Regions from separate parts of the Mus musculus genome. Here region 1 is linked to region 2. The links are chromatin loops, found by intact Hi-C in ENCODE. Cell type or tissue: heart. All regions are shown on one strand. Links, peaks and the distances in the headings refer to the core of each region. The heading gives the core; the rest is flanking DNA.

Region 1 (4,398 bases), core at 97-4,096, 110 kb after region 2:
GGTTCTCAAGGGGAGATGTGGGTTGCATTTCCTACCTCCAGGGCTGTAACAGTTCTGGGTAGTACATTTGTGACCAAAGAGCGATGGTCTGAATGAGGAGAAAGTTTATGAGCATTAAGGACAATTATCATGCTGAGACTGCTTACCTATCATGCATGGATCCCTGGGTTCCCCCCCCTAGCACTGTGTGTATGTATGTGTGTGTATGTGTGTATATGTGTGTATGGATATACATACACATATATATGTACATGTAAAAGTATATATATACATATAGTATATGTATAAGTATATGCATATGTGTAGACAATTAAATGTATTAAAAATCAATTATTTAGGGCCAGTGAGATGACTCAATGGATTAAGTAACTTGCTCATAGTCCTGATCACCTAGGTTTGACCCCCAGGAGGATCTACACAGTAGGAGAACTGACTCTTGCAAAGCGCTCTCTACATTGTCTAGGTGTTTTTGTAGGGCACTTGGGTCACACTCAATAGCTTGGGCCAATCCAGGCTCGCTCCCAGGAAAAGGCTGGCCCACTCCCAGTAAAAGCTGTCATGTTTAGCTCTGTCTCACTTTGCTACCAATAGTATCCACAGTATATTTTTAATTCATATGTGTAGAAAAATAAACATTAAAATTTAATGGTTACTGTTCCTTAGCCCTTAGAGAAATGCCATATCTGTTTAAATATATTTCAAAGCATTAGAACTGTGATAAACAATGATGGGAGTCAAGTTATTTGTGACAATGGAAAAGAGAGGCAACCAGAGGGTAACAAGGAGGCAAGTGCTGGCTGCTAATCCCCAAGAATCCACATGATAAATAGAAGAAATAGACTGCTATAAAGCTGTCTCCTGACCTCCACAACACGCCATGGCATTAGTGTGCCTGTATAAATACACACACACACACACACACACACACACACACACACACACACACACACACACACAATAAACAAACAAACAAATATAATTTGTTTTATAAAAAGAAGTGGAGGTATCTGAGACAAAGGCACAGAACAAACTTAGACAAAGAAGCGTGGTATCTACAAAAGTGGCCTCAATGAGAAAGCAGTGACCTGTTTAGTGGCCAGCCCCTGTTATGAAAGCCTGGCCCTTGAGAAGAAATAGACAGCAGAACTTGCTTGGCCAACTTGGAATGTTGAGGCCAGCTTCCTTGGTGCTCCACCGCAAGGTTCGCCCATGTCTGCGGGACTGTAGTGTGGGTCTCTCTGATGACCACAATGCTCACACATACCAGGGGGTACTTTTCCCAACATAACACAGCTGAAATGGTATCTAAAGAATGAATACTTTTCCCATCAACACACAGGTAAATATGTACAGAGCTACAGTGTTCAAACCGAGTCATCTATTTTACATCTCAACCAGAGGACAATGCTTCCATAAAGCTCACGAGGACTTATTGACTTGCCCAAGTTCAAGGAGAGAAGTTGAACTACTAACTCACATGGTGTTCATGTGAATTACACTGGCAATAGGGAACATTTTATAACTGACTTTTTGAACTAACAGCAGCAGCAGCAGCAGCAGCAACAGCAGCAGCAGCAGCAGCAGCAGCAGCAGCAGCAGCAGCAGCAGCAAGGGCAGAGTGTTTGAATGCTCCAGCATCTCTTAGGGTGGGCCCAGATGGATTCAATGTACCAAGCCACAGAGGTGTCTGTCCATCTCCACCTTAGCAGCTGTCCCTGTTTCCTCACCAGAGCCCTGAGTTCTCTTTGTAATGGAAATGGTTCTGGCTTTGTTTTGTTGGGTAAGAAATTCTTTTCATTTTGGTCTGATGCCCTCATATGTTGTTGCTAAGGTATGTTGTTCAATCAGGCTGTGGAAGCCTTGCTAGATGAATTCTGGATGCCTGGAGCAAGCCTGGAAAACATATTGGATCTAATAGCAGTATCCATACCAACCCACAAGAACCCCTGGATCTGGACAGTGTGTTTAAAGAATGAACCTTAAGTACTGCCTGGACCATTTTACAATTAAAGTGGAAAGTATTTTTCCAAATTGTAGATGAACTAAAATTGTTGTATTTTTCCATAAGACTAAGGGGGGGGGGTAGAACTACCCCAGTCCCATTTATTTTTAACACTATTGCCTTCCTACCAAAGAGAACAAAGCTGGCTATTTTGTGATGTACCATCTCAAAACTCAGTGAAGCCAAAGCTTAATTCTATGTGACATTTCTGGTGGTGTGCTATATTTTTGCAAAAATAAAATCCCTTTGATTAAAATTTCACACCTAGCTGAGGACCATGAAACCCTGATTACCTGGTCCAGTCTGAGCCCAGCATTTGCCAAAAAAGCTTACAAACCTCAGTACAACTTGAGGGGAACTTGGCCTGGGCTTCAAGTCAGTGGAAGCATTCAAAGCCCAAGGCATTTGCCAGGTGGCCTGTTCCCTGCCTGGTGTCAGCAGCTCTAAATTAGGCACATGCTCTTTAAACCAGCCATGAAAATGATTGGCCCAAATAGCTAGAGCCCAAAGGAAATATGAGCCGGTTGGCAGTGACCGAGGCTGGGGACATAACAGGACTTCAGCCTCTTGCTCCTGTGTTATCCCTCCCTGGTTGGGGCAGAACTCGAAGTTTATCCTCTGGAAGCAGATGCTTCAGTTCCAGTGACACTGAGTGTATCAGAAAGAACTGCAAATGCCCAGATTTGCAAATGCTGGTGTTCTGAAGTAGAGGCAGGGGCAATCTTCAGGCTAATGCTATTATAGAACTGTTTGTAAAGCCTGGAGCTTAAACATCTCCGCACCACAAACAGCCACTGCTTTAAAAGGGACATTAGGGTCACATTTGCAACTTTGAGATAAGATTTTATGTCAGAAGTTCAGCCCTCTGGACAGCATAAAACCCGATGAGACGCCGCCTGGGTCATCGCAGCAGTCCACAAACCCAGTGCTTTTGCCTTTAATGATACCGTCTAGCCCAGGCCATAGTGCGGCCTCGTCTTCCAAAGCTCAGAGCTATGTGTCTGAAGTGCAGATAGGTTTAAACCTCCCTCAGAGTTGCTGATGTTTTCAACTTGCTTATGTAATCTATATGCTGTATAAAATAGTGTTTTCTCATGTTTATTCCTGAACGCTTGCTGGTTTGAAGGAGATTCATCAGTTACGTAATTGCTGAAGTTGGGGAACAAGTCCTGTGATCACCTCTTCTGATTAGACTTTAATCAGATCCAAGCTCAAGCTCCGAGGCTGGCAATGTGGAGGATGAGCTGGCACGTGGCAAGACTGAAAGTGGAAGCCGGTGAGGAACCCCAGAAGTGGCCCAGGGAGAGGAATGAGGATTGGAGAAAAGCGGATAGGTGGGCATTCAATTATACCCCTACAATCACAAAAAGGCACTGCCCAGCCTCAAAGGAAAAACAATGACTTCTGAGACCTTTTCTTGAGAAGTCCTTGGCAGCTATGGCATTGAGAGGAGAACAATGAGAGGGAGAAGCAGTTGGAATCAGAGACAGAAAGCCTGCTCAGAAGATAGAAATCTAGAATGTGGCAAGGTCTGAAAAGAATGAGGTAGAAGGCTGGAAAAACGGGAAAGGTTAAAAATGGTGGGAGGTTCTGAGCAGCAGCATAGCAAAAGGATCAGAAAGACATAGAGCCCTGTGGAGTACCAAGGGTCAAGGCTAGACAAATTTTAATAGCAGGATTAGCCACCACAGCAAGGCTCTGGCTGGGTCCTTGTGAACTAAGGGCACACTTGACCACCTGACAGATGCGTGGAGGTGTGACCCATAAAGTCCCAGAAAGAAATAGAAGAAGGAGGAAAAAGGAGAGAAAGACTGATGACTTTAAAATTAGAAAAACTAAATTTGGACTTATTATGCCCAAGAGGAATATAGCCTGATGCACAATTTATGCAAATTGATAAAGCTGATTACACAAATTAGCCAAGGCTTTTTTTTTCCCTCTGGTCAATAAGTCTCCTCTGCCTCCCCCGTCTTTTAAACCCAGCAGATCACTGTTGGCATTTACAATGAATCCTCTTCCTGGCGCTGCTAGCCAATTACTTGAAAAGACTCAGTGGGCCATTTCCTATTTCGGGCTCTAGGCTCGAACTTACAGAACACCCAAAGAACAGGGCAGATGAAAGCAGCTGGCCCTCCAAGAGAATGACACAGTTAACAGCCCAAGGCCATCACTCAGCAGATCCTCAATTCCCCAACCCTCTCCTAAAACTCCACTATAGTCCTAATAAAATACATATTAGTGAATTATGCTTAATATGAATTTTAGCCAATCTTCCAAGACTCTCTTGGAGAAAGGATCTATGATCATCCTTTGAATGGGAGAAACTAGTATTAGTTCAATTTAGTAACCACCCTGGGTCAGTTACTTTTCATCCCTGTTGTAAAACACTTGTATGT
Region 2 (4,398 bases), core at 162-4,161:
CTCATGGCTGCAAGGGAATGGTTGGGTCAGAGTTGGAGCCCAAGCCACTAGACAAAGCTTTCTTGCCTTTACCCATCTTCTCCAGTGAAAAGCGTGTCTCCAGATTTTCTGCCACCCTTTCATCTAGGATCCAGGCCCCAGCAGGCATTAGTGCACACTCCGAAGCCATGGTGGAATGGTTACTCAGGCAGCTGGGTCTGGAGTGTTTCCTCCTCACAGAGGTAGACTGTCTGCTGCCATGGACCACTGGCCCTGTTATAGCTTTGTGCCATAACAAAGACTTGGATAATACTTAGACAGCCTGACTTTGGGGTTAGTAGCCCAGGTACCAATGGCGGATCCATAGAGTGAGCTCCTCTTCTCATTGCTATTGCCATTGTTACACATTGGTATCTAAGCTTTGATTCTCTTTCAGCTATAATGAGGGGCAATGCCCACCTTAAAACATCTGCCAGGGATTCTGGGCTTCTTTGTTTTCATTTCTCTTTCCTCAAGGGATAGTCTGTCTTCCACCCAACTGGTGTGATGGTGAAAATGGCCCCCATCGGCTCATATGTTTGAATATTTGGCCCCCAGTTAGTAGAAGTAAGAAGGATTAGGGGTGTGGTCTTGTTAGACAAGGTATGTCATTGGGGTAGGGTTTGAGGTTTCAATGGACTTATGCCATCCTCTGTGTTCCTTCTTTGCCTCCTGCTTGTGGATCCAGACGTGAGCTCTTAACTGCCCCTGCCATTATACCTTCGCTCTGCAATCATAGACTCTAACCCTCTAAGCTGCAGTTTATAGCACTTCAGGATGCTCTTGGATGAGGTGATGGAGAGAAGCTCTGGCAATGGAGGTATTGTGTGTTCTATTGGGAGCTGAGAGTTCCAGTCCAGGGCACCCACCTTTGAATTTAGGCAAATTGTTGAACTTGTTCATATTTCAGTATTTTAACTATTACATGAATATGGTAACAACAGCTGGTTTATCCAATGATTGTGAGGACTGACTGAGGGAAAGAGTAGACAAAATGTCTCTAGTATTATAGGAAAAAGGACCAGCTTGTCACATGCACTTCTGAATAACTCATGTTCAGTCTGAGAACCTGGGTGTCCTCTCAAGGTATGAACACTCCTATGTAGAAGCAAAGGCTGAGAAGAGGACCTTTGAAGAATAGAAAATTGTCCAACATTAGATTTCTTATCAGTGTTGTCAATTGATTTAAGCCAAAGTCAATGGTCTAGGACACCTGTTGGTACTCAAGTCTACCAGTTCTATCAAACATTGTCATTCTTTTATTGAACTATTTTGTATGAGGGATGTGGGCCTTTGGGGTGTTTGCACAGTGACTGTAGAACACCATCACAAGTTGTAAGAAATAGCAAGATGCAGAAAATGTGGACACCTTTACTTCACACCAAAGTTTGCCTTCCTGGTGATGTAAAGAGTATAGGGATAGCCACACCTAATGTCATCAGGATGAATTTCATAAAGTCAGGGGACACTTAAGAAGGGAGAACCTCTCCCCTCAGGTATGTGACTTCTGCACCATGAAATTCCTGACTTCTGTCATGCATTTCTACTGTGGTGACTGCACAACAGTGCTCAACACTGTCCAACACTGATAAGACTTTGACCTCCTAGAGGAAGAAAACAGGGGCAATTCTGCTCTTAGGCATGATGGGCTGAAGTCAGAAATAAGTTTGCTTTTCCTTCGACTATCAAAAGCTTTAAACTTAATTAATGTTAGTTGAATAAACATCTATTTTCTGTAAGGACTGGCTACATGGTGCAACTATAATTAATAACTGGTAATTACAATGTGCCTGTCATCACTGTAGCATGAGATATAAAGCCATCCCACGGTTGTTTTGCTCAGGCTGTGCCTGCTCTTCTCAGAGAATGCCTGATGCAGGCCTTTGGGGGCTGTAGGTAACTGAGGGTAATACATGCGGCCTCTGCTATGGATACATACACACTAAGGAATCCAAACTAGAGCCTGGCTAGGGAGGTTAAGGCTGGACATTTAATCATGGGCTGCCAGGACCTGTGTGTTTCTGCAGATTTGTGAGGTAGCATGAGGCAAAGGCTCATAGGGAAGGTGCCTTCGGATACAGAATTCTTGATTAACTGTGGCCAAGGCAGCTCTCTTTGAATCCCCTTGGTGCTGAGCCCTACATAGCATGAGAAAAACCGAACACATTATTTTTCTGAAAACCTCTGCTACACACTTACAGGGGCTTCTCACAAAGACTTCCTCTTCCGTGAAGCAATGGAGGGAACTGATGGATCAGGGTCAAGTTTGCTAAGTAGAGGAGTGGGCTTCGTGTTCAACCTTATGGGGCAGTCTGTGTGCTTCTTGCTGATTTAAAATGTCCAATAATGCAGAGGATGCACGGTGGTGGAGAAGATGATAGGAAATGCAGCCGAGTCTGCTCATGTTGTGTTCAGGGTCACGTGAGCATGTCTCTCTTGCAGAGCTCACAGACTGGGCTTTCAGAAGGACTTGCCAGTCGGCCTATATTCAATCAAACTTCTGATCTATGATAGGAGTTTTATATTGATTTTTCCCCCCTTTCATGCAAACACCTTTATATCTGGTCTAAGCAAAGGATGGTATGTCAGAGTCCTTAGGACACACTGCACTGTCCTTCCAGGATAACAAAAATATTTTCTTTGTCCCCTCTACCCAGATTCTAATTTATCTACACCTTCCCCTCTTTTTTTTTTTTTCCTTTAAAAGTGGGAAGGTCAGTTCACAACTGCCTCACATTTCGAGTTTTTTTTTTCTTAGAGCAATTAAGCCTTTGGAAGGGAAGCCAAGGATTAGCTTCTGCCTGACATGGACAGGAAGCTGGTGGCGTATAGGGCATCTGCTCCAGGCATAGAATTTGGCTGCCATTGAATCCTGACTTGATTTGGCATTGTAACTAGCCAAGGAAACCAGAAACCAAGGGTTACATTCTGGTCAAACTGCATCACACAGACCATTCATGGAAGATTAGCACCTGGTACCACCCCAAGGGTTTGAGAAAGCTTGGAGTCAGAAGTCTTCATCATGGTGACCTCCTAGGACTCTAGGCTTCACCTCTCACATATTCCTGGATTGCTGACTTTCTCAAAATCCAGTAAACATCTCTCATTCTAAGGACTTCCCAATACATTTTTTTCCCTACAGGCTACTTGTGTGAGACTGTCCAAGTATAAGAGCTGTTGAATTAGACACCATTAAACAGACCACTTCAGCTTACGGATGAACACCTTGCCAATTGTCCTATTTATCTGATATTGTTAATCTGATTTAATCTAGTTAAACCAAAAAGAGAAAAAAAGAATCTACTTGGCGCCAGACTTTGAAGGAACCCACATCCCTTTCTAACTACAAAGCCTTCTGCTTAATTGTACAAATACTTGTGGGTTTGGCACAGGTGAGTGCCAATTTGTTGTTTTAATATAAAGCTGGAGAACAGGCCTACCTAGCTGCACGTGACATGTGAGATTCTTGGGAGAAGCTGCAACCCTGCAGGTTAGAACTCCACAAGTAGAAGCTTGCACCAAATCTGAAAGGAAATACTTGTAGTGGTTATCAGGTACATAGGAGAGGTAATAAGTAAAGCAGACTCAAACCTGCCCTGGGGTTAAAAGGAATCCCGCCCCCCCCCCCAATATAGCTGTGCCTCTTGATCTCTGGGTTTGATTTTGACTTTGGCCACTTTAGTTCAAGGATTATAAAGAAGGAAATGAAGGAACCATAATGTTTCTCCCTAAACATGAGAACATGCAACTACAAGGAACCTTTGTATAATTTAAAATTGCATGTATGCCTTCCCTTCCATCTCTAAATAGGCGTGGCATCATGCTATCTATCATGTTAGGAAGATGAATTGCTTTGTACTCAGGAATCTCTCAGTGAAGGTTTTATGAGTATACTGGATTTATTTGTCTGACTTACGTGTTCTGTGCTCGGAGTTAGCACCTCTCAGACTTTCATGTACATAGGAATTTCCAGAGGGTTCTTGTTAATAATCGGACCTGATTCAGCAGGTTGGGGGTGGATGGGTGGCTCCTGAGTCTGTTTCTGATAAGCTCTGATTGACTTCAGGGCTTCTGGGTCTAACGTCCTAATTCAGAGGCTTGGGAGATGACTCAGTGGTCAAAAAAAGCATACTGCTCTCCCAGAAGATATGAGATTGGTTCCTAGCACGCACACTGGCTGTCTCACAACTTCCTGGCTGTAATGCAATGTCCAGAGCCTATGCAGGCACCTGCACCACTCTCCCCCAACACAGGATTAAAACCAAAAAAATAAAGTTCTCCTTCACATTTAATCTTACATTGGAATCAAGACTAGGTCTTTTTTTACCCTCAGATTTAGGGAAAGAAAGAGCCCAGGACCTCGAACATGCTAGGCAAGTG

What was found. Hi-C counts contacts between places; a loop is a spot of excess contacts. Peaks named below come from ENCODE experiments on the same cell type or tissue, not always from the same donor. Only the 100,000 strongest peaks of a DNase experiment are listed, where the experiment ranks them.
Region 1: a loop joins it to region 2, with 2.2 times the contacts of the local background. A loop is called at or near these places in 1 of 42 quality-filtered maps.

The regions. Positions count from the first base shown.
Region 1 is chr17:51,545,271-51,549,668 of GRCm38, reverse strand. No RefSeq gene overlaps it. Among named protein-coding and RNA genes, the nearest start is that of Gm31143, 13 kb to the right of the region's middle. In heart, for the core only: no CTCF peak of the experiment used is centred there; a DNase peak (open chromatin) is centred at 2,408.
Region 2 is chr17:51,653,180-51,657,577 of GRCm38, reverse strand. No RefSeq gene overlaps it. Among named protein-coding and RNA genes, the nearest start is that of Gm31143, 120 kb to the right of the region's middle. In heart, for the core only: no CTCF peak of the experiment used is centred there; no DNase peak of the experiment used is centred there.